Regions from separate parts of the Homo sapiens genome. Here region 2 is linked to region 1. A link is a loop called in an ENCODE intact Hi-C map of the cell type or tissue named here. Cell type or tissue: endothelial cell of umbilical vein. All regions are shown on one strand. Each heading gives the region's core, and the rest is flanking DNA. Links, peaks and the distances in the headings are about the cores only. Region 1 holds the start of PWRN2 (Prader-Willi region non-protein coding RNA 2). Region 2 holds the start of LOC102725165 (a long non-coding RNA gene).

Region 1 (16,487 bases), core at 4,533-12,532:
CATTTTCAGATATCATTTAGGAACATATCTACGGGTTCCCACTGAACATATTTTGGCAGACAAAGTTTCTGGATGCCAAAGACCAAGATTGAGGAATGTTAGTGACAAGAAATGTAAGTTATATTTTCATATTATGATTTTTTATTAATACAGGCTTAGTTTTCTAAAGATAATTCTGCCGTCAAGCCCTGTTGGAATTCTGTGATAATTTCTTTTCACTCCACGTTCTCCATCAGGAATTTTATGGAACCTTGTATTCTGTTGAGTAACAGAATTATATCAGCAATCCCAAAGTCACCAAATGGGCATCATCATGACAGCAGGTGGGTGGAATACAACATACATATATATGTATATATGATGGTTGGTGGTTTTGGCAGTTTCTACCTATCTGGACCTGGACAAAAAAATCTTTTCACACCAGATTTTTGGCAGCTGAGATTCAAAATAGGTTTTGCACAGGCATGGAAAACCTGATGCAGGCTAATCAACAGGCCAGGTGTGGTGGCTCATGCCTGTAATGCCAGCATATTGGGAGGCCAGAGTGGGTGGACTGCTTGAGTCCAGGAGTTCAAGACCAGCCTGGGCAACATGGAGAAACTGTGTCTCTACAAAAAAAAGAATAGGAAATTTAGCTCAGTATAATGGCACACACCTGTGGTCCCAGCTACTCAGGAGGCTGAGGCAGGTGGATGGATTGAGCCCAAGAGGTCAAGGCTGCAGTGAGCCATGATTGTGTGACTGCACTGCAGCCTGATCAATAAAGTCAGACCCAAGAAAGAAAGAGAGAGAGAGAGATCGAGAGAGAGAGAAAGAAAGAGAGACAAAAAGAGAGAGAGAAAGAGAGGAAACAGGGAAAGAAGGAAAGAGGGAAGGAAGGAAAGGAAGGAAGAAAATACAACATATCCCCAACCCTCCAGCAGTGATCTAAGAGATATACACAGGCTGAGTGGTGATTCTACATATGTGCTGGCTAAACAAAGAATCCCACAGCAGGAAGGACTCTCCACTCACCCCACACACAACTTCCTGTTCAACACGCTGCTGGACAGCACCAGGGTTGTTTCCAGGGACCATGCCTAAAAACCCACAAAGACATCAGACTTCATTCTGCACACCCATGGCCATGTATAATGACTTGTTTTTTGGTCTATAAACATGGGGACTATTGTCTACACCACAGTAATAGTGACAGTGAGAAAATGAGCTCTTGTGACCTAGAAAATTGGAAGACACATTCAGCTTCATGGATGTCATTTCTCATTCTTAGATGAGGATAACTGTTACTTAGGTGGTGTTAATTGAGCATTTGTAATTCAAGAAAACTAACTTCTTTAAGCTCATACTTTATTACTTGAGACATGACAGCTTCATTTAAGGTTCCCATTTTAAAACATGGTGAGTGTTTCCATTTATTTCATTTGAACTGGAGATACTATCATACTTAGGTGACTTGTCAAATCCCTTTTGTTCTTCATTTCAATGTATGTTTTCTAATCTATCATGATGAAGAGTGTGAAGATTGTCCTTCACCAAACAAGGAAGCAAGTAAAAAAAAAAAAGCTAGAATGGCAAACCATAATATAGACATAAGTAAATGCATTCAAGGTGTAACCCATCTCAATGTGGCATATCAGGGAGATGGAGACTGGAGAGATGAGGTTTAAAAGAAAACAGGCACTAAACTGAAAGCTGTGCTAACTGAAGTCACAGGCACAGATGACATCATGTTGTGCTCCAAGTTCCCAAACAACCTCTCTGACAGCACAAAAATTATGATTTCCCATAATATACTAAGCTACCAGGTTTCAGAGTGGCTGTCCTGAATCATTGCAAACAAGCCGAATTCTTAGACCTCTTCACAAGGCAAGTACATAACACTCTTTCTCCATCCACACTTTAGACTGATTGGAAGTTAGAGTTTAATGGATGGGTGGCTCGTACAATTGAGACCATGATTTCATGTTCACTTTATTCAGTCTTCCTGAAGCCTTAAATCTCTGTCAGGGAAACATTCATGTAACTCATTACAATTCTACTTCCTCCTCAACAGATTTCTAGGACCATCATTTTTAAAATTATTTCTACATACGCAAAATAGGGATTTCATTACTCCACTAAAAGCTCTCCATTTTTAATAATTAGCATTCCATGGAGGGCAGGTCTTTGTAAACCTACCACCAAAATATGAGGAAGCTGAACAGCTGAAGATAGAGGCTGATATAACCAGTCCCTTAGAAAGAAACATTTAGTAGGGATTTATGAACAGATATTTGAGTCTCACATAGGACTTATATACCATGGGGAAGGAATGTGTAGGAAAACTGAAGTCTACCTGTCAGGGAAAGGCAGAAATGCCATGTGAATCTAAGCACAGGATTTATAGTCATGGTGGTTCTGACCTAAGGGCAGGATTTACAGAAAAATAATGATTTTCACAAGGAACAGTAGACACAATAGAAATCTTATCCCCTAGTTTGCATATAAAGGAAAAAAATATTTATACCAAAAGCTTAGAGGCAGTCTCCAAACGGGGGTTAATCAGAAGTCAACATGATGAATTAGCTTTCAAGATTGAGTTGTTTTTGCCTCCACTGCTAGCTAGAGGGTAAATGCAGTTGGTCAGCTTATGTGAAAGTAGAAGTCTATTTCTTCAATAATATACTGTAATACAGAAGATGAGGTACCCCTTTTTCCAAGTAGTCATTGCCAGTCAAGGAGAAAAGTGCCATATTCCATTCCTCTTATGATACACATGTAACTGAGTGCAGGTCCGGCTGTTCTATGCATTCAAAAGCAATGACAAGGAGGACTTGCAGGGTGAAAGGAAAGTGACTTTATTTTTCAAATCCAGCAGTAGGGAAATGGCTGGATGACACCTGTATAAACCAGTTCACAAGGTTGGACTGAGGGCAGGTTTTTAAAGAAAGGGAAGCATAATGCATAACATGGGAGGCATGCAGGAGGTGTGCAGATTCAGGGAGTCTGTGTCTTACTCCCATGTGTATCTTGAGTTATGGTCCACCTGGAGCCACAGACTGATACCATCTTGATAGTGCCAGACCATAGGTATCCATCCAGAGGCAATCTTTAAGAGAGAGACAATACCACAGCTGGGCCTGTATGTTTGATTCATTTTAAATTAGCCTCTGGTATTTTTTGACAGGCATATAGTTAGATAATTATGCATTGTGTGAGTTTCGCCAGCATACAGTTAGATAAATGTGTATAAGGCATGGACATGTACAGTGGGAAACTGAATGGGGTGTGGTTCCAAAGTATATTTCAAGGTTCTACTTGAAGACTGAGGCAATGGTTTCTGCAGTTTGCTTCAAGGTTACATCCTGAGACTGGGAGGAAGGAAAAAAAAGAGAAAGGAAAAACTTAAGTGTATTTTGAAGCAACATGACTCAATTACAATCCTGCACCATAAAAGACCATAGCATTTCCAAGGAACGTGGGCAACACAGTCCATCTAGTTTCTTCCTGCTGAGAAGGGGCACAGTTAGAGGGTATCAGATTGGAATCTGTTTACCTGGAGTTGGAAATATTCGTGGGTTCCCAGAATAATGTGAGAATGTTTTGGAGCATTATAGTGTGGGGACCCAAAAGTTTCTGGGAAAGTTTTTCCTGCATCTCCATACAGATCTTGAAAAGCAACAAAAACTACAGCAACCAAACAGAACGGGGAGCAGAATACCAATTATACCATATATGAGAGTCTTCCATGGACATGGAAGTCGACTAAACCATGACATTGTGGGATCCTGGGAGAGGACATTTATAGCAGAAATATGAGTATTCAGTGCATGCATACCTTGGATTATATCGTGAGAGTAATCTGGTGTATATACGCACCATTCAGTCTTAATGCACTGGTGTCACACTGGGCTGCAGTTAGGATATCTAAGGCCATAGGGTTCTACAGGGTCACTTGTCTAATCTACGAGTTCTTTCAGTGGGAAGGGTAATGTTGGGTTAGGTGTTATTACAGGCAGCAGCTCTATACTTAAGGTCTCTACTTATAATTCTACATCTATGTTTGCTGTCTGCGAGGAAAAGGCAGCTAGTGAGTAGAACCAACAGGGTGCCCATTTTTGATGGTGTTGTCTGTCTTTCACATTTTCCCAGTGGTCAGGGAGAGAGTCCAGATGGGACAGGATGTGTCCTGGTAGGTAAGGGCACCCCCAGGTGTACCTGCCAATCCAGCTGTAAGGTAAGTAAGACCAGCTATGACTGCCTCACACCCATAGCTAACTCCAGGAGAAAGGATAGGCCCCATCATGTAGCTTGATACTATTTTGCCATCCTAGCCACATATTATTATTCAGTTGATGGGTTTGGCCACATTACTAAGAGGTAACCATCCCTTAGCCTGGCTGCTAGTGTGGGGTGTGTTGCTCTTGTGTTTTTGGATGCGTAGAGGTGCCTGACCCATTGCCTGAATTTGCACCATCATCAGCCATCCTATGTTGTCATGTACAGCATAGTCTATAGAGGGGGTGATATTAACCTGCTTACAAGCCACATGGAAGAAATGTTTCCAGGTTTCTCCAAAAGTGGAGCACTCATGGTGAGTGGTACTGTAATCATAGATGGGAAATGGGTGAGAATTTTTACTCTTGTCCTATGTATAAACATAACTCCAAGTGCTCGAGGTGGTAGCTTGGATGTGCCATGGCAAGTCAGCAGTGGAGAAAGGGGTATCTCCCCCACAGACCCAGCAGTCTGTTTTGTTTTGGAGGAAAACCACTGTCTACACCCATTCGTGTAGTTTCAGCAAAGATCAAGTATGTACTTATTACTCTAGAACTAATTGAGAACTTCATGTTAACAAAAGTATATTGCTTATATCTCCTTCTTTTTCTTTTATTAATAACTTCAGATCTTTCCTTGGCGCACATAACCAGGTAGGCATCTGAGTGAAGCCCGCCTTTCAGTCTTTGAAGGGACTCAGCTCTTTGTACTATATCTCCTTTTTAGGAGGACTACATTCCATCTTGGGATTGTTTGTTTGTAGTGCACAAGATGCATCCCTGTGTAATTTTCCGAGTGATGTTTTGAAAGTGTGGTCTACTGAGGTGTGGTTGTACTAGGTTGGCGAGGACATCACTCCCATAGTGCATTCCTTTATGTAGATGTTTTGAGATTGGATAAACCAAGGCCTTGGGGTTTCATCATCCTGTAGGCGTTATCTTATAGGTGTCAGTTTTCTAGGGGAATTGGAATCTCTTTTCTCAAACCCCTGGCTTGGGCACGTTTGGGATCTTGTTCAGTGTAATGAGGTTTAAAATCTAGTAATTCCAAATGGAGTATTCATGTCCCAGGACCTGTGCCTCCCAAGCAGCTCATTTTGCAGCTTTGCCAGCTGCCTGGTTACCTTCGGTTGTGAATTATGTCTCTGGTGTTGGGGAAGTGCATGATGGAAGCCTGGGCAGGCAAGGCAATTGCCTTTACTAGGTCCAGAATTTCTCTTGGGTGTTTAATGTCTGTATTTTCTGATTTCAAGCAACCTCCTCTATGTTTCCAGATCACCCAATTGGCGTGCATTTCCAGGAATGCATATATGGAATCAGAATAAATCTTTACTCCCATTTCCTGGGACAGTTCTAAAGACTCAGGTAAGAGCAATTAACTCAGCTCTTTGTGCGGAGGTAGCTGCAGGAAGGGTATGGACTACTATTACCCTTTTGGTAGTCACAGTGGCACATCCGGCTCTGTGCACATCTTTCATTAAGCTGCTCCCATCAGTGTAGTTCAAGTCCAGAGCACTCATTGTCTAGTTTGACAGGTTCAGCATGCTTGAATAAGCTGCATCAAGGATTTACAGTCATGCTTTAACCCAGGATTGTGTTCAGTGGCTGAGAGCAGTGTGGCAGGGTTTAGAGCCATGGTGGTTTGTAGGGTGATATTTGGATCATATAAGAGGATGGCCTGGTATCTGCCCACTCACCCCACAGTGAGCCAGTAGCCTCCCGTTTGTTCTAGCAGAGTCAGCACCTGATGGGGTACAAACAAGGTAACTGGCTGTCCCAGAGTAAATTGTTCTACTTCCTGTAGGACTTCACAGTGGGTGCTCTTGCCCAGAGGAAGGGGAGCCATCCCTTAATCTTTGGTGTAATTGTTTAGAGAAATAGGCCATGGATTGTGGGGCATCTCCCAGCATTTGCATTAGCACAACCCACACCTATGCTTTGTTTCTCTTGGATATAGAGTTTGAACAGCTTTTGGGAATTTGGTATCCCAGTGCAGGGGGTGATATCAGCTTTTCTTTGATGGTATAAAATGTTTGTTGACCTTTAGATGTCCAGAGAAGGGCCTCTGAGTCTAGTGAATCCTTTAAGGATTCATAAAGTGTTTTAGTCATTAGTCCAAACTTAGGAATCAAATCTGGCAGAAGCTAACCCTTTCTAAGAATCCCCATGGTTGCCCCCATTCTCTGGAGCTTTATGGCTGCTATTGCCTGTTTTTTGTTTTTTTTTTTTACCAGACCAGGCTCCTTTGGCCTTGCTTTAACCTAAAGCCAAGACAGGTTACTTTCTACTTACATATTTGGGGCTTCTTGGGAATACTTTGTATCCATATTGTACCAGGTGATTTAGAACTAAAATGACATCAGCTAAGCATTTCCTATAGTTGTGGCTGGCTATTAATTATCTATGTGTTGTAGCCAGGCTTCTTAATCTTGTTGTAGGTCTCCTAAGTCTTTTGCCAGTATTTCCCCAAAAATTGTTGGTGCATTTTTTAACACATTGAGACCCCACTGTCTAACAGTATTGAAAGGTTGTTTTAGTCTCTCGGTCCTGTCATTAAAAATAATAATGATAATTGTTGGGTCTTTTCTTCAATTGGAATGCAGAAGAAAACATCTTTCAGATCTAGCACTGAAAAGCATTCATAATGTCTATATATAGCAGTCAGTAGAGTATCTGGGTTAGGCACCACTGGGTGAATATCCAAGACTATTTTATTAACGGTTCTCAGGTCTTGGGCAAATTGATATTTGTAGAAGTGTAGCTTCCTTACAGGCACGATAGGGCTATTATATGGGGATCTGCAAGGATGAATCAGTCCACTTCTCAAATTTTTGAAAGACAGGCTGTATTCCTTCTAAGGCTTCCTTTCTTAATGTATACTGATTTTTTTATTCGCCTCCTCCCCGCCGCCCAGGTCACAGTAGCCCCTTCTATTTTTTCTATATGCACTCACTGTATATTTCTTGTTTTTCCTGGGATTCCTTCTGCCTATTCACAATTACGCACTCTCTCATAGACTTCTGAGGGAGAATTCTTGTTTCTTCTTAAGGCAAGTGAGTAACATCTTAGTTGCAGTGCTTGCTTTAGCAGGACCTGCAGCCATAGTTGTTTCTCTGGGGATAAATTACTTGAGTATTTAATTTGCATAATGGGTCTTTTCCCAGCAAGGGAATTGGGCATTCTTACATATAGAAATAGCAGTGCCTTAGGTCCAAACTTTCTAGTTTGCATTCTAAAGGTTGTAGGAAAGCCTTTTGTTGCATTATTCTTGCAACTCCTATCACAGGTACAATCATTTTGGTGCTTTTTGCTCATAAAGTGTTAAAACTGAATAGTTTGCCCAGTATCAACCAGGAAATCAATTAACTTTTTCCTCACTGTCAGTTGTACCCAGGGTTCCTGTGGGGAAATTTTAATTGTCTCTGAGTGATTAAGGAGAGTCCCCAGGCATCACTCTCTGTGGTCAGAGCAGTGACCCTGCTCCATGATTTGACTTTGAGCTTTTTCCTCATCATATTCCTCCTTTTTCTGGCCCCTTGGTCCTTTCTTTTGGGACAGTCATCCTTTCAGTGGCCTTTCTCCTTACACTAGGCACACTGGCTGTGTTCCAGAGGCTTGCCTCGATTTTTCTGATGCAGAGGCTTCCTTGTTCATTCCACGTTTATGGTTGAAACTTCTGTTTCTTTGTCTCTGGAGCGGGGAAGGGGTCATTCCTAGTGAGGCTTCCTGTTTTGGTACCCCTTTCCTGAGTCCAAACAGGAAGAATGTTTGTGAATATTCCAGATGGGCCATGTCCCCTTATCAATTGGAGCCCCAATTAGGGTTTGCATCCAGAATGGTCCCTTCAGGTTTGGGGTATTTGGATTTGTTTCATGGAGGCACCAAGACTCTGGACCTTCTTTGGTCTGCAGTCAGAAACATATTTAGGAGAGACTACACATCTGCTCAGGTACGCTGGTGGGTAGCACAGATAGACACATAGAGATCAGTCATTTTCTGGGGATCCATTGTATAAAGTGGGGTGGAGTTTTTCCATTTCACAAGTTAGATGTTGAAAATGGGCTGGATGTCCAGTAATGTCTGACAGGTTGCCCACTCTCATCCAAGCCACCCATGGCCATCCCTGTAAACGGTAATTCCTTTGCTCCGGCCATGGCAATTCCTTGCTAAATCATGTTCCCTGTCAAGCACTGGAGGGAGAGGCCGTCTCTGTTCTCTCATTATACTGAGGCGGCAGAGTAGCTCCCTCTTATTGGTCTGATGCCTCACTTGGTAGCATCAAGGCAATCCGGTCCAACGCAGAGGCCAGTGCTAAGGGCCCCGTATGGTGGTACTGCAGTGGGAGCTGTTGAGGTGGAGCAGAGGCCAGGTGCGTTCTGGCTGTGGTGGTTGGAGCTGCTAAAACAGCTTGGGTGTAGGACATTTAAAAGTCCTAATTCTTCTTCATTGCTTTCTGCCTGAGTTTGGCTCTCTGGCTTGTGAAGAGCCTTTTTTCCATTCTGTCCTTTGGTATAGCTAGCAGCTGGCATCTTCCCTCATGGTATGAATCCTGATTTTCGAAAAGCATGAAGGCTTGGACATATGGTAGTTTTTCCTAATTTTCCAGACCTCTGACAAAATGAGTCTAACTGCATTAAAGGCTAATATTGGTTGCGTCCATTCAGAGGTCAAAATTTATAACCTAACTTGTCCACAGTCCAAACAGCACTGCAATAATAGACCATTTTTCTGTTAGTCATGGGCTGATAGCTATAGGCTCTACAGTTAGCTAGGGTATGCCCCAGGGGCCTCCCAGAGGTGATAGAGACCTTGTTTCCCCTCCTGACGTGGTTTCTATGTCCATACTGCTCATCCCTGTGAAACAGTGATGACAACTTTTATTTGTTGTCTCTCTTCTGTTCTGCACTGCTCATATCCTTCAACCAGACCTCTATGGGTTGGAAAGACGTTTCTAGCTTCATATAAGCAGTGCAATTAATACCACTCATGGTCCTAAAAGGAAGACTTGTGGAAATCTCACCACACAGCTGGGACAGCCAAAGAGACCAGAGAATAAACTAGTTGGGCAGGCTAGTGATTAGCACCAGCTAGCACAGCACTCCCCCACCACCACCCTGCCCCCGCTCCACCCCCTGCCCCGGCCCACCAGCACATCAACTTCATCCCAAGTCCATGTTCTGCTGTCCTTAGTACCCTAGTAGATGGTAACCGAATGGCAACAAATTAAATGGTAAATTAGGCAGATAAAAAGGGCAGAGGGGTTGGAGTCAGGACTGCCTAAATACTTATCCCATATGCTGTTAAGCTTTTTTTCACATAAACAACATTAAGCACCATAAGCATGGTGGCAAGCCCTTTAGATAACCTATGGAATTGTTCACATCCTTCCTTTCCCCATAAAAACTGGCACAGCTGTGAGAAGTACTCCAGGGCCCTAAAAAGAGTGACCCTGCTAGGGCAGTGGAGGCTGTTTCCCTCCAGGGCCGGATCCTGGATGGAGTGGGGCTTATGCAGATCACCCTGCAGAGGAAAGGAGGAGGAGGAGAGAGAGACAGAGATGAGGGCCTAAATGTAGATATTGTACCTTTTACAGTTGCAGGTTCAGACTGCACAGTCCCGGACAGATCCCCACTAAAGGGCTGGGTAAACGTCCTGAAATCTCCTCTCAATTTCAGATGCCCTCCTGTCAATCAGCTGACTCCAAGTGGAGCAAAGCCCAGGTCTTGACGTAGATACAGATACCATACATGCCCAGATGATGTCACAAGCAGCTATATGTAAACAGAGCAGAGGTCAGGTGACATCACAGAACAGGCAGAGGCAGTTCAGGGGGTATTCTGGTTGCCTTACCCAGCTCTGAAGTCTGTCAGCCTCTTCAGATGTCACTTGCCCTGTGGTAAGGAAGTGTAGTTGGCAGCTGGTGCAGTGGCAAGAAGAGAAAGGAGGTTCCCCAAGACAGAAATATCTCAGCAGGTAAAGAGAAATTCCCTAGAGCCTCAATCATGGGATCAGCTAGTTGGAAGCAGGTGGCATTCCTGGGTAGTTTCTTTCCCTTCCAGTGAGCAGAGCGGTTAAGCCTTGGTGTGCTTGTGTGTCTGATTGCCCCACTCATTGGAAACCAGACCAATGGTTTCAGGAACTCTGAGTGTGTTCTTCCCCTCTATGTGTCCATGTGTTCTTATCATTTAGCTCCCACTTATAAGAGAACATGGAGATATTTGGTTTTCTATTCCTGTGTTAGCTTGCTAAGAATAATGGACTGCAGCTCCATTCACGTCCCTGCAAAGGACATCATCTGGTTGTTCCTTATAGCTGCATTGTATTCCATGGTGTATATGTGCCACATTTTCTTTATACAGTCTATCGTTGATGGACAATTTAGATTGATTCCATGTTTTTGCTATTGTGTATATTGCTGCAGTGGACATATGTGTTCATGTGTCTTTATAACAGAATGATTTATATTCCTTTGGATATATACTTAGAAATGGGATTGTTGGGTCAAATGGAAGTTCTGTCATTAGGTCTTTTAGGAATCATCACACTGTCTTCCACAATGGTTAACCTAATTTACACTCCCACCAACATTGTATAAGTGTTCCTTTTTCTCCACAATCTTGCCAGCCTCTGTTATTTGTTTGATTATTTGTTATTTGTTATTTTTTGACTTTTTAATATATACGTTCTGACTGGTGTTAGATGGTATTTCATTTTGGTTTTGATTTGCGTTACTCTAATAATGAGCGATGTTGAGAAGATTCAAATAAATGCAATCAGAAACAACAAGGGTGATATTACCACTGACCCCACAGAAATATAAACAACCATCAGAGAATATTATGAACACCTCCATGGACATAAATTAGAAAATCTAGAAAGAATGAAGAATTCCTGCACAAATACACCCTCCCAAGACTGAACCAGAGAGGAACTGAATCCCTGAACAGACCAAGAATGGCTCTGAAATTGAGGCAGTAATAAATAGTCTCAGTGACAAATTTTTAAAATGCCACTTAGAAAATGTACACATAATTTTGCTCTATTCAGCAAATATATCTGTAACAATCACTTTTAGGAAAGGTGTTAAAATATTTTATTATTTTTTCTCATTTAGCTTAACATTTTAAAAATACTTTTCTGCTGGCAACTATTTATATCTCCATTTTCATTGACATAGTCAATAATTTACCCACCTTTCTATTAAATAATAGTGGATCAACTGATGTGCATTATTTTATACTGAACTTTGGCACTCTTGACATAATTCATATACGAATAGTCATCCAAATGTCTTGGCCAGTGAAGATGAGATTTGTCTGCCAAGGTTGAACAGGAGTTTTCCTACCTGAAAGCGGCAAGCAGTACAAAAGCAAGAACATGGTAGATGAAATTCAGGAGTCCCACAAGCAGATGAGGATTCATTTAGGGCCTGAGAAGGTGCAGGGACCCCTCATAGGGGCCTGTGTACCACCCCAAGCATGGAAATAAAGGAAAATCTTGAGTCCCTTCACAGAAATTCCAGGCACCTCTCTACCTCTGAGAAGTACACGAGCCACTGGACAAGCAAGAAGGTAAAACAGTAGCAAGGAATGGAGAGTCATGGGAATATGGGGTTCCCTATGGAAACTAAAAATCAAAGCTTAGCATATGTCCCTGAGTTGTTGTTCAGAAAGCTGCCCCTCTACTAAATGGATCCACTGGCACATAGACCTCAGATAAAGGGGATCTATGAAATGAACTCTGCCATTCTTTATTCTCAATTTCTTCCTGAGTGGCCTATGGAATGTTACGTCTATGAGCCAAAAGTACCATTACTTTCTGCTGATCCCAAATTTTCTGACAAATTTTACTTTCTTAAATAATCACACATCAGAAAATCTCTGAATCCCCCTATGACCTGTAAGCTTCCACTTCAAGATACTTCATCCTTTTAGTCTAAAACCAATGTGTAACCTCAATATATTAATTTATGACTGTGTATTACCCCTCCCCTCTGTGTCTTTAAAATCCCCTACCTGTAAGCTGTCTGGTAGTTTTAGTCTTTATTTTATTTTATTATTTTATTTTATTTTGGGGATGGAGGTTTGCTCTCGTAGCCCAGGCTGGAGTGCAGTGACTCCATCTCAGCTCACTGAAACCTTTGCCTCCTGAGTTCAAGCGATTTTCCTGCCTCAGCCTCCTGAGTAGCCAGGATTACAGGCAGGTGCCACCATGCCCAGCTAATTTTTGTATTTTTAGTAGAGATGGGGTTTCCCCAAGTTGGCCAGGTTCGTCTCGAACTCCTAACCTCAAGCGATCCGCCCTCCTCGGCCTCCCATGGTGCCGGGATTACAGGTGTTGGCCACCATGCCCGGCCTGTCTGTGTGACTTCTTAAATGTTCTTTGATATTCTCCTGCAAACCTCATGATGTTCTCTTGTTTCTCAGATTGTAACGTGTTACATGAATTTATTCTTTCTATCCCATGCTTCCTTTTATTGATGCATTCTGTCCTTTAAGTAGTGCATTTAGAACATTGACATTTAAAGTGATTATTGATATAGTTGGATTAAAAATCTACCAAATTTGTTACCATTTTTCAGTTGTTGATTTGTCTTTGTTCTTATTTTTGTATTTCACTCATTTTCTACCTTTTGTTGTTTTGAGCACTTTATATCAGTTCATCTCATTTCTTAGCATATCTCTATTTTTTTACCTTTTTAGTGACTAGTCTAGGTAATAATTTTATGCTTAATTAATCTAACAAATAACAGCTTGTTAAAAACATTAGTTTGAATATATTTGATTAGATATGGTTAAATATATATCATTGTGTGTGTATATGTATACATACAAACATTTATGTGCATTTATTCTTATGTAAGTGAGATGAATAACTGCAATAGGTGATAGAAGGAAAGAATGTGGGTTATTCTGTTACTGTAAGGTGTTCACACCACATCTTAAGTGATATATTGTTACTTGAAAGGGGGCTTGGATTAGCCAGAATTTTAAATTGCAAACTGTAGGGCAGCTTCAGTTCCTTGCTGGCTGTTGACTAGAGGCTGCATTCAGTTTCTTCCCATGTTGACTTCTCCCATGTGGCAGAATGCTCTATCAAAGCCATCAAGGCAAAGAGCTTGCTAGCAAGACCAAAAAAAAAAAAAAAAATCACAACTTTACGTAACATGATCAGTCGTGTGACATCTAATATTCTTGTATTATTGTGTTGTGTGAAAGCAAGTCACATTTCATGCCCATACTCACAGGGAGAGGATTACAATACAAGGTCATGCACCCTGGCAGGTGGGGATCATTGGGCACCATCTTAAGGTCTACCAGCCACATCAGGTCCTGTCTGATGTGCAACAGTTTCCCAGTCTTCGTTTATCTTGAAGACTCTCAGCTGCTAAGAAAAGAACTGGTGAGGTATTTTATAGGAAGCATCACAATGTGGATTCATCTGATGATTTCTCATTATTTGAATAGAATTATAGACTTATTTTGAACACCTTTATCTTAATTTGAAGACAATAAAAACTGAATATATTATTTAGAAATATAAACATAGACATAAAAATAATACAAAAAGGAAATGACAAATAGGAAACTGAAAATAATAGTAACCTTCATGGGGGTAAAAAATGCCATGAAATTGGGGAGCTGCACATTTAGAGCATCAACAATATTGATAATATTCAGTTTGTTAAGGTCAGCAGTGAATTTTTAAAGAAAGAAAAAAAGCTTTTCTATTTTACGTTAGCTTTGGACTTACATAACAGTTGCATAGTCAGCATGGAGAGTTAATATGCAACCAACACAGAGTTTCCATCATTATTAACCTCTTATATGAGCATGGGTATTTGTCACAATTAACACACCAACATTATGCATTCTCATTCACTGATATCCACATATTAATCAGATTTCTTTTCTTCCTAATTACTGTTTGTTTTCTGTTCTAGGATCTCTTCCAGGATAACACCTTTAGATATCATGTCTCCTTAAGCTTTTTTTGTCTCTGCAGTTTCTCTGAATTTCCATGTTTTTCGTGGCATTGACATCCTCCATTTAGGATTTCTATGATTGTTTTTACTAACAATTAGACTGAATTTGTAGATGTGGAAGAAGAAGAGACAGGAGTGAGTGTAATACTCATTATACCATGGGCATATATTCTCAAAATGCTTTTATCACTATTGATACTAATTTGAGCACCTGGATGAGGCAGTGTGTGTCCAGTTTCTCCACTGTAAAATTAATTTTCCCCCTATCCACGTCGTACTTTTTGAAAAAAACGTCACTATGCACAGCGCATACTTAATATTGGGGAATTATTCTTCACCTCCTTAGGGCAGAACTTGTATAGTATCGTTTGTATTTCATTATCATAGGCAATGTATCTCTTCTCCAGCATTTATTTAGTCAATTATTTATATTATATGGAATATTGGCAAATAAAAAATATTTATTTCCCCTGTGATTAGACTAGTTTATTGTATTGTTCAAATTGTGCTAGTGCTGGTCATTAGAAGGCCTTTCAGTCAGCTGCTTTACCACTTTGAAATACCCATATTATTGCTATTTGATTTGGTTTGTGTGGTGTGTTGTTTGGTTGTGTTGTTTAACTTTTTCTTACTTTCTGGCTCTACAAGGTACTTAAGCTTAATAGTGTTGATTCCCTTCCCAGCCATGCCATTTACCATTTTCCCCCAAATTCCTAGTTCCTTTTTTGGTGAATGGCATTAGAAACAAAGGTCTCGGCAATGGTGTTGTCATTTCTGCCAGGCGTCTGTTAATTCTATGTTTTGTCATCTGACAGAACAAAGGATTATATGTATGTATGTAATTCACACTCACATATGTATATGCATTTCTACAACATTTCTCCATTTATTCCTATGTAAAGTTCAGCATGAATTCTTATTAATGTTTCCAGCACCCATGATCTAATTCAAGACTACATAAATCAGTTTCCCCATTCCCACTACTTGTATGTAACCTCCCACGCTAACAGTGAGATAGTTGGCCTCCTTTATATAATCAATGAGTCCAAAATACATGCAGAGTAGTTTTAGAATTGGTAATTCATACACCCATGGGAAAGAATGTTTCTAACTAAAGAAGAGAATTTATGTACAGATACTTTGACATTTAAACTAAGAATCTCTCCTTATTTTTATATTTCTTAGGTTGGTCCCCTTTGCCCCCAAATGTCTGTTTCTTTTTCACAATATTTTAAATGGAATTGTTTTCTATGTTTTATTTTAGATTAATTGACAATATATAGAAATGCAATTGATTTTTATTACTCTAGTATACTAAAGTGTTACTGAACTCATTTTTTGTTTCTAATCTTCTTTTAGTAATTTCCTTAGGATTTTCTATACATAGGATTATGTCATTTATGAATAGAGAAAGCTTAACTTCATCCTTTTCATTCTAGAAGTCTTATATTTATGTTTCTTGCCTAATTACCCTGGCTACATGTTCCAATACAATACTTAATAAAAGTAGCAAGAGCATACATCCTTGTCCTGTTGCTAATTTTTTGAAGAAATTACTGAAACATTCATAATATGGTGTGTTGTTGTGTGAGTTTTTCATAGATGCCTTTTATCACTTAAGAAAATTTCCTTTTATGCCTAATTTGCTCGGCATTGTTATCATGAATGTGTTTTGGATTTTTCAACTGCTTATTCTGTATCTTTAGAGATAATTATGAAGCTTTTGTCCTTCACTCTGACAATATAGCGTATTACAGTAATAGTTTTTGTATGTTTAACAAAACATATTTCAGGGACAAATGACTTTGCTCATAATGTCTATTTTTATTAGGTTACTGGTTTATTTTGATAGTATTTCCTTCAGAATTTTTGCCTCTGTTTCATGGGGCATATTTGTCTGTAATTTTCCTTTCTTGAAATCTCTTTGTCCAGTTGTGCTATCAGGGAAAACGGGCTTCATGCGGCATATTGGGAAGTGTTCTCTACTCCTCTGTTTTTATTTTTTTTTCTTGAAAGATTAGTTAATAAAGATTGTTATTAATTTTCAAAGGGGTTAGAATAATTCACCAGTGAAGTCATCACAACCTAGAAAAAAATTGAATCCTACCAACACTAACATGAGCTGGGAAAGGGATCCTTCCTCAGGGGATGCTTCGCTTGAAACCTCAGCCTGGGTCATCTGATCCAGAGAAAAGGTTAAGTAATAGTTACGTGTGGGTTTGAACATCTAAGCTGTTCAGTTATAT
Region 2 (16,487 bases), core at 4,233-12,232, 210 kb after region 1:
CCATTTTACATGAAATGGTTTTTGAAATTTTGTTTTTAGATTGTTAATTGCTAATAAATAAAAATACAGTTGATTTTGCATATTGACCTGTACTAAGCTGTACTACAAGCTTGCTTAACCCTTTTTTCATATTTTGTTATGTTTTATTAGAGATTTTATGATGTCTGTAGGCAGGATCATGTCATTTGGAGACATAATTTGACTTTCCTTCAAATCTGACTTTTTTATATTTATTTTCTATACCAATTACCTTGTTCATATCCTCCAATACAGTGTTGAATAAAACTGTGAAAGTGATAGCCTTCTCTTGTTTCTAATTTTACAAGAAAGTTCTTGAGCTTCTCAGAAGATTTAGGATGTCATGTGAGGTTTTCTGTGCTTTCATGGTGAGGAAACTTTTCTTATTTGCCTAACTTGTTGCATGGTTTTATAAGGAATGAAATTTCACTTTAGCAGGTGCTTATTGCTCATCTTTTAAGATGACCATGTGTATTGTGTCCCTTATCTCTTAATATAGTTTATGGCACTAATTCTTTTCGTATGTTGAACCAAATTTGCATTCGTAAGATGTATACCTTCGTCAAAATTTATAAATTTTTACATGTCAGTTATTTGCTTTGATAGTATTTCCTTTAATTTTTGTGTTTATGTTCATAAGTCATATGATCAATATGATCATAGTTTTTCTTCAGTAACTTTGTCTAGCTGTGGTATAAGGCTGATAATTCACATTGGAAAGTGATCTATTCTTCATGTTGCTCTTACTGTTTTTTATGTGAAAGGTCTAAATTTATTTAGCACAAATAGAATGGAACACATGAAAAGGAGAAAAAATGTACATTTTTTCAAGGTAATTTTCAGACTTTGCAAACAATTATATTGTGTAAGTGAATAAAACCAAATCAGAGTAGTAAAAAGATGTAATTGGGCTACATAGATGGAGATTTAGAAAACACTAGAAAGGGAGAGAGAAAGGTGGGTGATAAATTACTCTTTTTAATATGATTTCATTGTTTTGCATATTTCTTTCTTTACACTACCTACAAGTATAGACAAACATGAAAATATGGGTTGACAAACAGGTACTTATTATTTAGAAGAAATACAAGATTTAAATTCTGGTATTTCATTAAGGTCAATTTAGTTTGTATGCTCAGGAGACCTAACATGTAGACATTTGATGTGACACATTTTGTGAGCCTTCATAAATATCTATAAAAAATGGAATATCACAGTTTTAGAAACTTAAAAGTTGAACAAAAGAAGGATTTAAATATTATTATTAAAGTTGTTACCTATTCCCAGATGAGGACTTAGAAAAACAAACAGTTGGCAAACCAGTGCAGCAGGTGACTTCCGTGAAGCCGGAGGCACACCCTGGGGACTGCGGTGTTGCTGGAGCTGACACTGCTGTGCTGCACATGTGGCTGCCACCAGTTTCCTCCCTCTCTGGGAAGTGGAATTTGAATTGCAGGTGCTGATGGCTGATGGACGGAGGGACAAGACCACATTATCTCAAAATGCTTGGCTCTGTTGCTTGCTCCTCATTTCACTGCTAGGTGCCACAGGCTTGGGGTTTACTGTTTATTTTTTGAAAAATATATGATAAATTGGTATTAATTATTTGAAGATGTAAAATCATTCACTGGTGAAGTCTTCTTGACCAAGTCAGGATTTTTTTTTTTTTCACAGACATGGTCTCACTCTGCATCCCGGCTGGAGCACAGTGGCATGAATGTAGCTCACTGCAGACTTGAACTCCTGGGGGGGTCAAGCAATCCTTTTGCCTCAGCCACTTGAGTAGCTGGGGCCACAGGCACATGCCACCATATCTGGCTAATCTTTTTTCTTCTTTTCTTTTCTTCCTTCCTTTTTCTTTTTTGTGTGTGGTAGAAACAGGTTCTAAGTATGTTGCCCAAGCTGGTCCTGAACTCCTAGCCTCAAGTAATCCTCCTGCCTCAACCTACCAAAGCATTGGGATTACAAGTTTGACCCACCATGATCAGTCCAGGGTAGGAAATGGAATCTTAACAACTGTCACGTGAGCTTTGAGGGAATCCTTCTCCAGATGAGCCTTCAGTTGAGACCTCAGCCTTGGACATCATCTACATCTGGATTCCTGACCCAGAGCAACTGTAAGTAATGTGTGTGTGATTTTGAGCCACCACACTATGTGGCAATTTGTTGTGCAGCAACTGATAACTAATACAAAAGATAGCACATTTAATTTCTAATACTACCCTGGATTAGATTCTGGAACAGAAAAATGGCATTACTAGAAAACCTGGTAAACTCAGAAGAAAGTCTGTAGTTCAGTTAATAGTTTTAAACCAGTGTAAGTTTATTAGTTTTCATAAATACATTATGGGTATATAAATAAGATGTAACATTCTAGTAAACTTCTGGGTATGTAAAACTAGCTGTACTATGTTTGCATCTTTATGTATATCTAAAACTATTTTAAAATGAAATCTTTGATTTTTTATTTTTAATTAAAAAGACAGGCATGCGTATATTATACCAGCTTCCGGGGAGGCTGACTTGGGAGGATTGCTTGAGCCCAGGAGTTCCAAACTGAAGTGAGCCATGATTGTGTCACTGCACTCCAGCTTGGGAAACAGAGGGAGATCAAGACTCAAAAAAAAATTGGCCTCAGAAGATGAATGGACATGGAGAAAAAAAATAGCCAAGCAGATTTCCGCATACATTTACCCTTCCATACATACATCCATCTACTTCAGGAAGCCACTATCAAACTCAAGGAACTCTTGTCCATATTTGACCTCCCCATCACACTCTTTATTACCAAGTAACTCGTTTGAGTGTCAGTAACCTCTCTGTTTTCAGAGATATTTGCCTATGCCTCACAAATCCCAGAAAGGCCCATTTTCAGATATCATTTAGGAACATATCTACATGATCCCACTGAACATATTTTGGCAGACAAAGTTTCTGGATGCCAAAGACCAAGATTGAGGAATGTTAGTGAGAAGAAATATAAATTATATTTTCATATTTTTTTTTATTAATACAGGCTTAGTTTTCTAAAGATAATTCTGCCTTCAAGCCTTGTTGGAATTCTGTGATAATGTCTTTTCACTCCACGATCTCCATCAGGAATTTTATGGAACCTTGTATTCTGTTGAATACCAGAATTACATCAGCAATCCCCAAGCCCCAAAGTCACCGGATGGGCATCATTATGACAGCAGGTGGGTGGAATTCAAAAAACAAAACAAAACAAAAAAAATATATATATATGTATGTATGTGTGTATATATATGTATGTATATGTATGTGTGTGTAGATATATATATGTGTGTATGTGTGTGTATGTATGTGTGTGTGTGTGTGTGTGTGTGTGTATATATATATGTATATATGGTGGTTGGTGGTTTTGGCAGTTTCTACTTATCTGGGCCTGGACAAAAAAATCTTTTCATACCAGATTTTTGGCAGCTGAGATTCAAAACAGGTTTTTCAAGGGCATGGAAAACCTGATAGTGGCTAAACAACAGGCGAGGTGTGGTGGCTCATGCCTGTAATGCCAGCATATTGGGATGCCAAAGTGGGTGGATTGCTTGAGTCCAGGAGTTCAAGACCAGCCTGGGCAACATGGAGAAACTCTGTCTCTACAAAAAAAAAAAAAAAAATAGAAAATGTAGCTGAGTACAATGGCACACACAGGTGGTCCCAGCTACTCAGGAGGCTGAAGCAGGTGGATGGATTGAGCCCAGGAGGTCAAGGCTGCAGTGAGCCATGATTGTGTGACTGCACTACAGCCTGAGCAAAAAAGTCAGACCCAAGAAAGAAAGAGAGAGAGAGAGAGAGAGGAAAGAAGGAAAGAGGGAAGAAAGGGAAGGAAGGATAGGAAGGAAGAAAATACAACATATCCCCAACCCTCCAGCAGTGATTTAAGAGATAGACAGAGGCTGAGTGGTGATTCTGCATATGTGCTGGCTAAACAAAGAATCCCACAGCAGGAAGGACTCTCCACTCACCACACACACAACTTCCTGTTCAACACGCTGCTGGACAGCACCAGGGTTGTTTCCAGGGACCATGCCTAAAAACCCACAAAGACATCAGACTTCATTCTGCACACCCATGGTCATGTATAATGTTGACTTGTTTTTTTCGTCTATAAACATAGGGTCTATTGTCTACACCATGGTAATAGTGACAGTGAGAAATGAGCTCCTGTGACCTAGAAACTTGGAAGAGACATTCAGCTTCATGGAAGTCATTCCTCATTCTTAGATGAGGATAACTGTTACGTGGTGTTATTTGAGCATTTGTAATTCAAGAAAACTAACTTCTTTAGGCTCATACTTTATTACTTGAGACATGACAGCTTCATTTAAGGTTCCTATTTTAAAACATGGTGGGTGTTTCCATTTATTTCATTTGAACTGGAGATACTATCATACTTTCGTGACTTGTCAAATCCCTTTTTATCTTGATTTCAATGCATGTTTTCTAATCTATCATGATGAAGAGTGTGAAGATTGTGCTTCACCAAACCAGGAAGCAATTAAAAAAAAAGCTCGAATGGCAAGCCATAAGTTAGACATAAGTAAATGCATACAAGCTGTAACCCATCTCAATGTGGCATATCAGGGAGATGGAGACTGGAGAGCTGAGGTTTAAAAGAAAACAGGCACTAAATTCAAAGCTGTGCTAAATGATGTCACAGGCACAGATGACATCGTGTGGTGCTCCAAGTTCCCAAACAACCTCTCTGACAGCACAAAAATTATGATTTCTCATAATATACTAAGCTACCAGGTTTCAGAGTGGCTGTCCTGGACACTACAATTTTCAAAAACTATCATTGCAAACAAGCCAAATTCCTAGACCTCTTCATGAGGCAAGTACCTAACACTCTTTCTCCATCCACACTTTAGACTGATTGGAAGTTAGAGTTCAATGGAAGGGTGGCTAATATAATTGAGACCATGATTTCATGTTCCCTTTATTCAGTCTTCCTGAAGCCTTAAATCCAGGTCAGGGAAACATTCATCTAACTCATTACAATTCTGCTTCCTCCTCAACAGATTTCTAGGACCATCATTTTTAAAATTATTTCTACATATGTAAGATAGGGATTTCAGTACTCCACTAAAAGCTCTCCATTTTTAATAGTTAGCAGTCCATGGAAGGCAGTTCTTTGCAAACCTACCACCAAAATATGAGGAAGCTGAATAGCTGAAGATAGAGGCTGATATAACCAGTCTCTTAGAAAGAAACATTTAGTAGGGATTTATGAGCAGATATTTGAGTCTCACATAGGGCTTATATACCATGGGGAAGGGGCACAGTTAGAGGTTATCAGATTGGAATCTGTTTACCTGGAGTTGGAATTATTCGTGGGTTCCCAGACTAATGTGAGAATGTGTTGGAGCATTATAGTGTGGGGACCCAAAAATTTCTGGGAAAGTTTATCCTGCATCTCCGTACAGATCTTGAAAAGCAACAAAAACTACAGCAACCAAACAGAACGGGGAGTAGAATACCAATTATACAGTATATGAGAGTCTTCCATGGACCTGGAAGTCGACTAAACCATGATATTGTGGGATCCTGGGAGAGGACATTTATAGCAGAAATATGAGTATTCAGTGCGTGCATAGCCTGGATTATATCGTGAGAATAATCTGGTGTATATATGCACCATTCAGTCTTAATGCACAAGTGTCCCACTAGGCTGCAGTTAGGATATCTAAGGCCATAGGGTTCTGTAGGGTCACTTGCCTAATCTGCATGATTTTTCAGTGGGAAGGGTAATGTTGGGTTAGGTGTTATTACTGGCAGCAGCTCTATACTTAGGGTCTCTACTTATAATTCTACATCTGTGTTTGCTATCTGGGAGGAAAAGGCAGCTGGTGAGTAGAACCAACAGGGTGCCCATTTTTGATGGTGTTGTCTGTCCTTCACATTTTCCCAGTTGTCAGGGAGACAGTCCAGATGGGACAGGATGTGTCCTGGTAGGTAAGGGCACCCCCAGGTGTTTCTGCCAGTCCAGCTGTAAGGTAAGTAAGACCAGCTATGACTGCTTCAGGCCTATAGCTATCTCCAGGAGAATGGATAGGCCCCACCATGTAGCTTGATACTATTTTGCCATCCTAGCCACATATTATTATTCAGTTGATGGGTTTGGCCACATTGCTAAGAGGTAACCATCCCTTAGCCTGGCTGCTAGTGTGGGGTGTGTTGCTCTTGTGTTTTTGGTTGCGTAGAGGTGCCTGACCCATTGCCTGAATTTGCACCATCATCAGCCATCCTATGTTGTCATGTACAGCATAGTCTATAGAGGGGGTGATGTTAACCTGCTTATGAGCCAGATGGAAGATATGTTTCCAGGTTTCCCCAAAAGTGGAGCACTCATGGTGAGTGGTACTGTAATCATAGATGGGAAATGGGTGAGAATTTTTACTTTTGTCCTACGTATAAACATAACTCCAAGTGCTCGAGGTGGTTGCTTGGATGTGCAATGGCAAGTCAGCAGTGGAGAAAGGGGTACCTCCCCCAGAGACCCAGCAGTCTATTTTGTTTTGGAGGAAAGCCACTGTCTACACCCATTCAGGTAGTTTCAGCAAAGATCAAGTATGTACTTATTACTCTAGAATTAACTGAGAACTTCATGTTAACAAAAGTATATTGGTTATCTCTCCTGCTTTTTCTCTTATTAATAGCTTCACATCTTACTTTAGCTCACATAACCAGGCAGGCATCTGAGTGAAGCCCACCTTTCAGGCTTTGAAGGGACTCAGCCCTTTGTACTGTATTTCCTTTTTAGGAGGACTACATGCTGTCTTGGGATTGTTTGTAGTGCACAAGATGCATCCTTCTGTAATTTTCCGAGTGATATTTTGGAAGTGTGGGCTACTGAGATGTGGTTGCACTAGGTTGGCGAGGACATCACTCCCATAGTGCGTTCCTTTATGTAGATGTTTTGAGATTGGATAAACCAAGGCCTTGTGGTTTCATCATCCTGTAGGTGTCAGTTTTCCAGGGGAATTGGAATCTCTTTTCTCAAACCCCTGGCTCGGGCACATTTGGGATCTTGTTCAGTGTAATGAGGTTTAAAATCTAGTAATTCCAAATGGAGTATTCATGTCCCAGGACCTGTGCCTCCCAAGCAGCTCATTATGCAGCTTTGCCAGCTGCCTGCTTACTTTTGGTTGTGAATTGTCTCTCTGGTGTTGGGGAAGTGAATGATGGAAGCCTGGGCAGGCAAGGCAATTGCCTTTACTAAGGCCAGAATTTCTCCTGAGTGTTTAATATCTGTATTTTCTGATTATAAGTAACCTCCTCTATGTTTCCAGATCACCCAATTGGCGTGCATTTCCAGGAATGCATTTATGGAATAAGAATAAATGTTTACTCCCTTTTCCTGGGACAGTTCTAAAGACTCAGGTAAGAGCAATTAACTCAGCACTTTGTGCGGAGGTAGCTGCAGGAAGGGTATGGACTACTATTACCCTTTTGGCAGTCACGGTGGCATATCCGGCTCTGTGCACATCTTTCATTAAGCTGCTCCCATCAGTGTAGTTCAAGTCCAGAGCACTCATTGTCTAGTTTGACAGGTTCAGCATGCTTGAATAAGCTGCATCAAGGATTTACAGTCATGCTTTAACCCAGGATTGTGTTCAGTGGCTGAGAGCAGTGTGGCAGGGTTTAGAGCCATGGTGGTTTGTAGGGTGATATTTGGATCATGTAAGAGGATGGCCTGGTATCTGCCCACTCACCCCACAGTGAGCCAGTAGCCTCCCTTTCATTCTAGCAGAGTCAGCACCTGATGGGGCACAAACACAGTAACTGGCTGTCCCAGAGTAAATTGTTCTACTTCCTGTAGGACTTCACAGTGGGTGCTTTTGCCCAGAGGAAGGCGGGGGCATCCCTTAACCTGTGGCCTAATTGTTTAGAGAAATGGGCCATGGAATGTGGGACAACTCCCAGCATTTGGATTAGCACAACCCACACCTATGGTTTGTTTCTTCTGGATATAGAATTTGAACAGCTTTTGGGAATTTGGTATCCCAGTGCAGAGGGTGATATCAGCTTTTCTTTGATGGTATAAAATGTTTGTTGACCTTTAGATGGCCAGAGAAGGGCCTCTGAGTCTAGTCCCTTTAGGGATTCATAAAGGGTTTTGGTCATTAGTCCAAATTTAGGAATCCAAATCTGGGAGAAGCTAACCCTTTCTAAGAATCCCCGCAGTTGCCCCCATTCTCTGGGACTTTATGGCTGCCATTGCCTGTTTTTGACCAGACCAGGCTCGTTTGGCCTTGCTTTAACCTAAAGCCAAGACAGGTTACTTTCTACTTTTGTATTTGGGGCTTCTTGGGAATACTTTGTATCCATATTGTACCAGGTGATTTAAAACTAAGATGACCTCAGCTAAGCATTTCCTATAGTTGTGGCTGGTATTAATTATCTACGTGTGGTTAGCCAGGCTTCTTAATCTTGTTGTAGGTCTCCTAAGTCTTTTGCCAGTATTTCCCCAAAAATCGATGGTGCATTTTTCAACACATTGAGGCCCCACTGTCCAACAGTATTGAAAGACTGTTTTAGTCTCTGGGTCCTGTCATTAAAAATAATAATAATAATTGCTGGGTCTTTTCTTTAATTGGAATGCAGAACAAAACATCTTTTAGATCTAGCACTGAAAAGCATTCATACTATCTATATATAGCAGTCAGTAGAGTATATGGGTTAGGCACCATTGGGTGAATATCCAAGACTATTTTATTAACAGCTCTCAGGTCTTGGGCAAATTGATATTTGTAGATGTGTAGCTTCCTTACAGGCACGATAGGGCTATTATATGGGGATCTGCAAGGATGAATCAGTCCACTTCTCAAATTTTTGAAAGACAGGCTGTATTCCTTCTAAGGCTTCCTTTCTTAATGTATACTGATTTTTTTTATTCGCCTCCCCCCCGCCGCCCAGGTCACAGTAGCCCCTTCTATTTTTTCCATGTGCACTCACTGTGTATTTCTTGTTTTTCCTGGGATTCCGTCTGCCTATTCACAATTACACACTCTCTCATAGACTTCTAAGGGAGAATTCTTGTTTCTTCTTAAGGCAAGTGAATAACATGTTACTTGCAGTGCTTGCTCTAGCAGGACCTGCAGCTGTAGTTGTTTCTCTGGGGATAAATTACTTGAGTATTTAATTTGCATAATGGGTCTTTTCCCAGCAAGGGAATTGGGCATTCTTGCATATAGAAATAGCAATGCCTTAGGTCCAAACTTTCTAGTTTGCATTCTAAAGGTTGTAGGAAAGCCTTTTGTTGCATTATTCTTGCAACTCCTATCACAGGTATGATCATTTTGGTGCTTTTTGCTCGTAAAGTGTTAAAACTGAATAGTTTGCCCAGTATCAACCAGGAAATCAATTAACTTTTTCCTCACTGTCAGTTGTACCCAGGGTTCCTGTGGGGAAATTTTAATTGTCTCTAAGTGATTAAGGAGAGTCCCCAGGCATCACTGTCTGTGGTCAGAGCAGTGACCCTGCTCCATGATTTGACTGTGGGCTTTTTCCTAGTCATATTCCTCCTTTTTCTGGCCCCTTGGTCCTTTCTTTTGGGACAGTCATCCTTTCAGTGGCCTTTCTCCTTACACTAGGCACGCTGGCTGTGTTCCAGAGGCTTGCCTCGATTTTTCTGATGCAGAGCCTTCCTTGTTCATTCCACATTTATGGTTGAAACTTCTGTTTCTTTGTCTCTGGAGCAGGGAAGGGGTCATTCCTAGTGAGGCTTCCTGTTTTGGCACCCCTTTCCTGAGTCCAAACATGAAGAATGTTTGTGAATATTCCAGATGGGCCATGTCCCCTTATCAATTGGAGCCCCAATTAGGGTTTGCATCCAGAATGGTTCCTTCAGGTTTGGGGTATTTGGATTTGTTTCATGGAGACACCAAGACTCTGGATCTTCTTTGGTCTGCAGCCAGAAGCATATTTAGGAGAGGCTACACATCTGCTCAGGTACACTGGTGGGTGGCACAGATAGACACATAGAGAGCAGTCATTTTCTGGGGATCCATTCTATAAAGTGGGGTGGAGTTTTTCCGTTTCACAAGTTAGTTGTTGAAAATGGGCTGGATGTCCAGTAATGTCTGACAGGTTGCCCACTCGCATCCAAGCCACCCATGGCCATCCTTATAAATGGGAATTCCCTTGCTCTGGCCATGGCACTTCCTTGCTAAATCGTGTACCCTGTCAAGCACTGGAAGGAGAGGCCGTCTCTGTTCTCTCATTATACTGAGGTGGCAGAGTAGCTCCCTCTTATTGGTCTGATGCCTCACTTGGTAGCATGAAGGCAATTTGGGCCAACGCAGAGGCCAGTGCTAAGGGCCCGGTATGGCAGTACTGCAGTGGGAGCTGTTGGGGTGGAGCAGAGGCCAGGTGCGTTCTGGCTGTGGCGGCTGGAGCTGCTAAAACAGCTTGGGTGTAGGACATTTAAAAGTCCTAATTCTTCTTCATTGCTTTCTGCCTGAATTTGGCTCTCTGGCTTGTGAAGAGCCTTTTTTCCATTCTGTCCTTTGGTACATCTTCCCTCATGGTATGAATCCTGATTTTCAAAAAGGATGAAGGTTTGGACATATTGTATTTTTTCTAATTTTCCCGACCTCTGACAAAATGAGTCTAACTGCATTAAAGGCTAGTATTGGTTGCGTCCTTTCAGAGGTCAAAATTTATAACATAACTTGTCCACAGTCCAAACAGCACTGCAATAATAGACCATTTTTCTCTTAGTCATGGGCTTATAGCTATAGGATCTACACTTAGCTAGGGTATGCCCCAGGGGCCTTTCAGAGGTGATAGAGACCTTGTTTCCCCTCCTGACTTGGTTTATATGTCCATACTGCTCATCCCTGTGAAACAGTGATGACAACTTTTATTTGTTGTCTCTCTTCTGTTCTGCACTGCTCATATCCTTCAACCAGACCTCTATGGGTTGGAAAGACTTTTCAAGCTTCATATAAGCAGTGCAATTTATACCACTCATGGTCCTAAAGGAACACTTGTGCCAATGTCACCACAGAGTTGGGACAGCCAAAGAGACCAGAGAATAAACTACTTGGGCAGGCTAGTGATTAGCACCAGCTAGCACAGCACTCCCCTACCACCGCCCCCCCTCCACCCCCCGCCCCGGGCCCACCAGCACATCAACTTCATCCCAAGTCCATGTTCTGCTGTCCTTAGTACCCTAGTAGAGGGTAACCGAATGGCAACAAATTAAATGGTAAATTAGCAGACAAAAAGGGCACAGGGGTTGGAGTCAGGACTGCCTAAATACTTATCCCATATGCTGTTAAGCTTTTTTTTCACATAAACAACATTAAGCACCATAAGCATGGTGGCAAGCCCTTTAGATAACCTATGGAATAGCTCACATCCTTCCTTTCCCCATAAAAACTGGCACAGCTGTGAGAAGTACTCCAGGGCCCTAAAAAGAGTGACCCTGCTAGGGCACTGGAGGCTGTTTCCCTCCAGGGCTGGATCCTGGATGGAGTGGGGCTTATGCAGATCACCTTGCAGAGGAAAGAAGGAGGAGGAGAGAGAGAAAGAGATGAGGGCCTAAATGTAGATATTGTACCTTTTACAGTTGCAGATTCAGACTGCACAGTCCCAGACAGATCCCCACTAAAGGGCTGGGTAAACGTCCTGAAACCTCCTCTCAATTTCAGATGCCCTCCCGCCAATCAGCTGACTCCAAGTGGAGCAAAGCCCAGGTGTTGACATAGATGCAGATAACATACACACCCAGATGATGTCACAATCAGCTATATGTAAACAGAGCAGAGGTCAGGTGACATCACAGAACAGGCAGAGGCAGTTCAGGGGGTATTCTGGTTGCCTTACCCAGCTCTGAAGTCTGTCAGCCTCTTCAGATGTCACTTGCCCTGTGGTAAGGAAGTGTAGTTGGCAGCTGGTGCAGTGGCAAGAAGAGAAAGGAAGTTCCCCAAGACAGAAACATCTCAGCAGGTAAAGAGAAATTCCCTAGAGCCCCAATCAAGGGACCAGCTAGTTGGAAGCAGGTGGCATTCCTGGGTAGTTTCTTTCCCTTCCAGTGGCCAGAATGGTTAAGCCTTGGTGTGCTTGTGTGTCTGATTGCCCCATTCATCGGAATCCAGACCGATGGTTTCAGGAACTCTGAGTGTGTTGTTCCCCTCTATGTGTCCATGTGTTCTCATCATTTAGCTCCCACTTATAAGTGAGAACATGGAGGTATTTGGTTTTCTGTTCCTGTGTTAGCTTGCTAAGAATAATGGACTGTAGCTCCGTTCATGCCCCTGCAAAGGGGGACATCATCTGGTTCTTCTTTATAGCTGCATTATATTCCATGGTGTATATGTGCCACATTTTCTTTATACAGTCTATCATTGATGGACAATTGAGATTGATTCCATGTTTTTGCTATTGTGAATAGTGCTGCAGTGAACATATGTGTTCATGTGTCTTTATAACAAAATGACTTATATTCCTTTGGATATATACTTAGAAATGGGATTGTTGGGTCAAATGGAAGTTCTGTCTTTAGGTCTTTTAGGAATCACCACACTGTCTTCCACAATGGTTAGCCTAATTTACACTGCCACCAACAGTGTATGTGTTCCTTTTTCTCCACAATCTTGCCAGCTTCTGGTATTTGTTTGATTATTTGTTATTTGTTATTTTTTGACTTTTTAATATACCCATTCTGACTGGTGTTAGATGGTATTTCATTTTGGTTTTGATTTGCACTACTCTAATAATGAGCGATGTTGAGAAGATTCAAATAAATGCAATCAGAAACAACAAGGGTGATATTACCACCGACCCCACAGAAATATAAACAACCATCAGAGAATATTATGAACACCTCCATGGACATAAACTAGAAAATCTAGAAAGAATGAAAAATTCCTGCACAAATACACCCTCCCAAGACTGAACCAGGGAGGAACTGAATCCCTGAACAGACCAAGAATGGCTCTGAAATTGAGGCAGTAATAAATAGTCTCAGTGACAAATTTTTAAAATGCCACTTAGAAAATGTACACATAATTTTGCTCTATGCAGCAAATATATTTGTAACAATCACTTTTAGGAAGGGTGTTAAGATATTTTATTATTTTTTCTCATTTAGCTTAATATTTTAAAAATATTTTTCTGCTGGCAACTATTTATATCTCCATTTTCATTGACATAGTCAATAATTTACCCACCTTTCTATTAAATAATAGTGGATCAACTGATGTGTATTATTTTATACTGAACTTTGGCACTCTTGACATAATTCATATATGAATAGTCATCCAAATGTCTTGGCCAGTAACGATGAGATTCATCCACCAAGGTTGAACAGGAATTTTCTCACCTGAAAGCAGCAAGCAATACAAAAGCAAGAACATGGTAGAAGAAATTCAGGAGTCCCACAAGCAGATGAGGATTTATTTAGGGCCTGAGAAGGTGCAGGGACCCCTCATAGGGGCCTGTGTACCACCCGAAGCATGGAAATAAAGGAAAATCTTGAGTCCCTTCACAGAAATTCCAGGCACCTCTCTACCTCTGAGAAGTTCATGAGCCACTTCACAAGCAAGAAGTTAAAACAGTAGCAAGGAATGGAGAGTCATGGGAATATGGGGTTCCCTATGGAAACTAAAAATCAAAGCTTAGCATATGTCCCTGAGTTGTTGTTCAGAAAGCTGCCCCTCTACCAAATGGATCCACTGGCACATAGACCTCAGATAAAGGGGATCTATGAAATGAACTCTGCCATTCTTTATTCTGAATTTCTTCCTGAGGGGCCTACAGGATGTTATGTCTATGAGCCAGAAGTACCATTATTTTCTGCTGATCCCAAATTTTCTGACAAATTTTACTTTCTTAAATAATCACAAATCAGTAAATCTTTGAATCCCCCTATGACCTGTAAGCTTCCACTTCTTCCCTTCAAGATACTTCATCATTTTAGGCTAAAACCAATGTGTAACCTCAATATATTAATTTATAACTGTGTATTACCTCTGCCTCTGTGTCTTTAAAATCCCCTACCTGTAAGCTGTCTGATAGTTTTGGTCTTTATTTTATTCTATTTTTTTATTTTATTTTTGGGACAGAGTTTTGCTCTTGTAACCCAGGCTGGTGTGCAGTGACTCCATCTCAGCTCACTGCAACCTCTGCCTCCCAAGTTCAAGCGATTTTCCTGCCTCAGCCTCCTGAGTAGCCAGGATTACAGGCAGGTGCCACCACGCCCAGCTAATTTTTGTATTTTTAGTAGAGATGGGGTTTCCCCATGTTGGCCACGTTGGTCTCAAACTCCTAACCTCAAGTGATCCACCCTCCTCGGCCTCCCATAGTGCCGGGATTACAGGTGTTGGCCACCATGCTTGGCCTGTCTGCGTGACTTCTTAAATGTTCTTTGACATTCTCCTGCAAACCTCATGATGTTCTCGTGTTTCTCCGATTGTAACGTGTTACATGAATTTATTCTTTCTATCCCATGCTTCTTTTTATTGATGCATTCTGTCCTTTAAGTAGTGCATTTAGAACATTGACATTTAAAGTGATTATTGATATAGTTGGATTAAAAATCTACCAAATTTGTTACCATTTTTCAGTTGTTGATTTGTCTTTGTTCCTATTTTTGTATTTCACTCATTTTCTACCTTTCGTTGTTTTGAGCACTTTATATCTGTTCATCTCATTTCTTAGCATATCTGGTTTTTTTTACCTTTTTAGTGGCTAATCTAAGTAATAATTTTATGCTTAATTAATCTAACGAAGAACAGCTTGTTAAAAACAGTAGTATGACTAATATTTGATTAGATATGGTTAAATATATATCATTGTGTATGTATATATATATACATGCAAACATTTATGTGCATTTATGCTTATATAAGTGAGATGAATAACTGCAATAAGTGATAGAAGGAAAGAATGTGGGTTATTCTGTTACTGTAATGTGTTCACACTACATCTTAAGTGATATATTGTTACTTAAAAGGGGGCTTGGATTAGTCAGAAATTTAAATTGCAAACTGTAGGGCAGCCTCAGTTCCTTGCTGGCTGTTGACCAGAGGCTGTATTCAGTTTCTTCCCATGTGGACTTCTCCCAAGTAGCAGAATGCTCTATCAAAGCCATCAAGGCAAAGAACTTGCTAGCAAGACAAAAAAAAAAAAAATCACAACTTTATGTATCATGATCAGTCATGTGACATCTAATATTCTTGTATTATTGTGTTGTACGAAAACAAGTCAAATTTCATGCCTATACCCACAGGGAGAGGATTACAATACAAGGTCATGCACCCTGGCAGGTGGGGATCATTGGGCACCATCTTAGGGTCTACCAGCCACATCAGGTCCTGTCTGATGTGCAACAGTTTCCCAGTCTTTGTTTATCTTGAAGAATCTTGGCCCCTAAGAGAAGAACTGGTGAGGTACTTTATAGGAAGCATCACAATGTGGATTCATCTGATGATTTCTCATTATTTGAATAGAATTATAGACTTATTTTGAACACCTTTATCTTAATGTGAAGACAATAAAAACTGAACAACATATTATTTAGAAATATAAACCTAGACATAAAAATAATATAAAATGGCAATGACAAATAGGAAACTGAAAATAATAGTAACCTTCATGGGGGTAAAAAATGCCATGAAATTGGGGAGCTGCACATTTAGAGCATCAACAATATTGATAATATTCAGTTTGTTAAGGTCAGCAGTAAATTTTTAAAGAAAGAAAAAAGCTTTTCTATTTTACGTTAGCTTTGGACTTACAGAACAGTTGCATAGTCAGCATGGAGAGTTAATATGCAACCAACACAGAGTTTCCATCATTATTAACCTCTTATATGAGCATGGGTATTTGCCACAATTAACACACCAACATTATGCATTCTCATTCACTGATATCCACATATTAATCAGATTTGTTTTTCTCCTACTTAATGTTTGTTTTCTGTTCTACGATGTCTTCCAGGATAACACATTTAGATATCTTGTCTGCTTAAGCTTTTTTTGTCTCTGCAGTTTCTCTGAATTTCCATGTTTTTCGTGGCATTGACATCCTCCATTTAGGATTTCTATGATTGTTTTTAGTAACAATTAGACTGAAGTTGTAGATGTGGAAGAAGAGACAGGGGTGAGTGTAATATTCATTATACCATGGGCATATATTCTCAAAATGCTTTTTATCACTATTGATACTAATTTGAGCACCTGGATGAGGCAGTGTGGGTCCAGTTTCTCCACTGTAAAATTAATTTTCCCCCTTTCCATGTCGTACTTTTTGAAAAAAAGTCACTATGCACAGCGCATACTTAACAAGTGGGGAATTATTCTTCACCTCCTTAAGGCAGAACCTCTATAGTATCGTTTGTATTTCATTACCATAGGCAATGTATCTGTTCTCCAGCATTTATTTTACATTTATTTAATCAATTATTTATATTATATGGAATATTGGCAAATAATAAATAT

Evidence for each region. Peaks named below come from ENCODE experiments on the same cell type or tissue, not always from the same donor. Only the 100,000 strongest peaks of a DNase experiment are listed, where the experiment ranks them.
Region 2: it touches region 1 in a loop (23-fold over the local background); 4 of 110 quality-filtered maps call a loop at or near these places.

Annotation. Positions count from the first base shown.
Region 1 is chr15:24,159,933-24,176,419 of GRCh38, forward strand. PWRN2 (Prader-Willi region non-protein coding RNA 2) reads right to left here and starts at 10,016. Exons shown (of 2, transcript NR_152824.1): 1 at 9,841-10,016; 2 at 4,845-8,963. The region is part of intron 2 of LOC105370732 (a long non-coding RNA gene); the gene reads right to left. It also overlaps a transcript of LOC105370733 not described here. In endothelial cell of umbilical vein, for the core only: no CTCF peak of the experiment used is centred there; no DNase peak of the experiment used is centred there.
Region 2 is chr15:24,373,711-24,390,197 of GRCh38, forward strand. The region is part of intron 2 of LOC105370733 (a long non-coding RNA gene); the gene reads left to right. LOC102725165 (a long non-coding RNA gene) reads right to left here and starts at 11,700. Exons shown (of 3, transcript XR_007064541.1): 1 at 11,606-11,700; 2 at 4,002-4,066; 3 at 3,003-3,139. In endothelial cell of umbilical vein, for the core only: no CTCF peak of the experiment used is centred there; no DNase peak of the experiment used is centred there.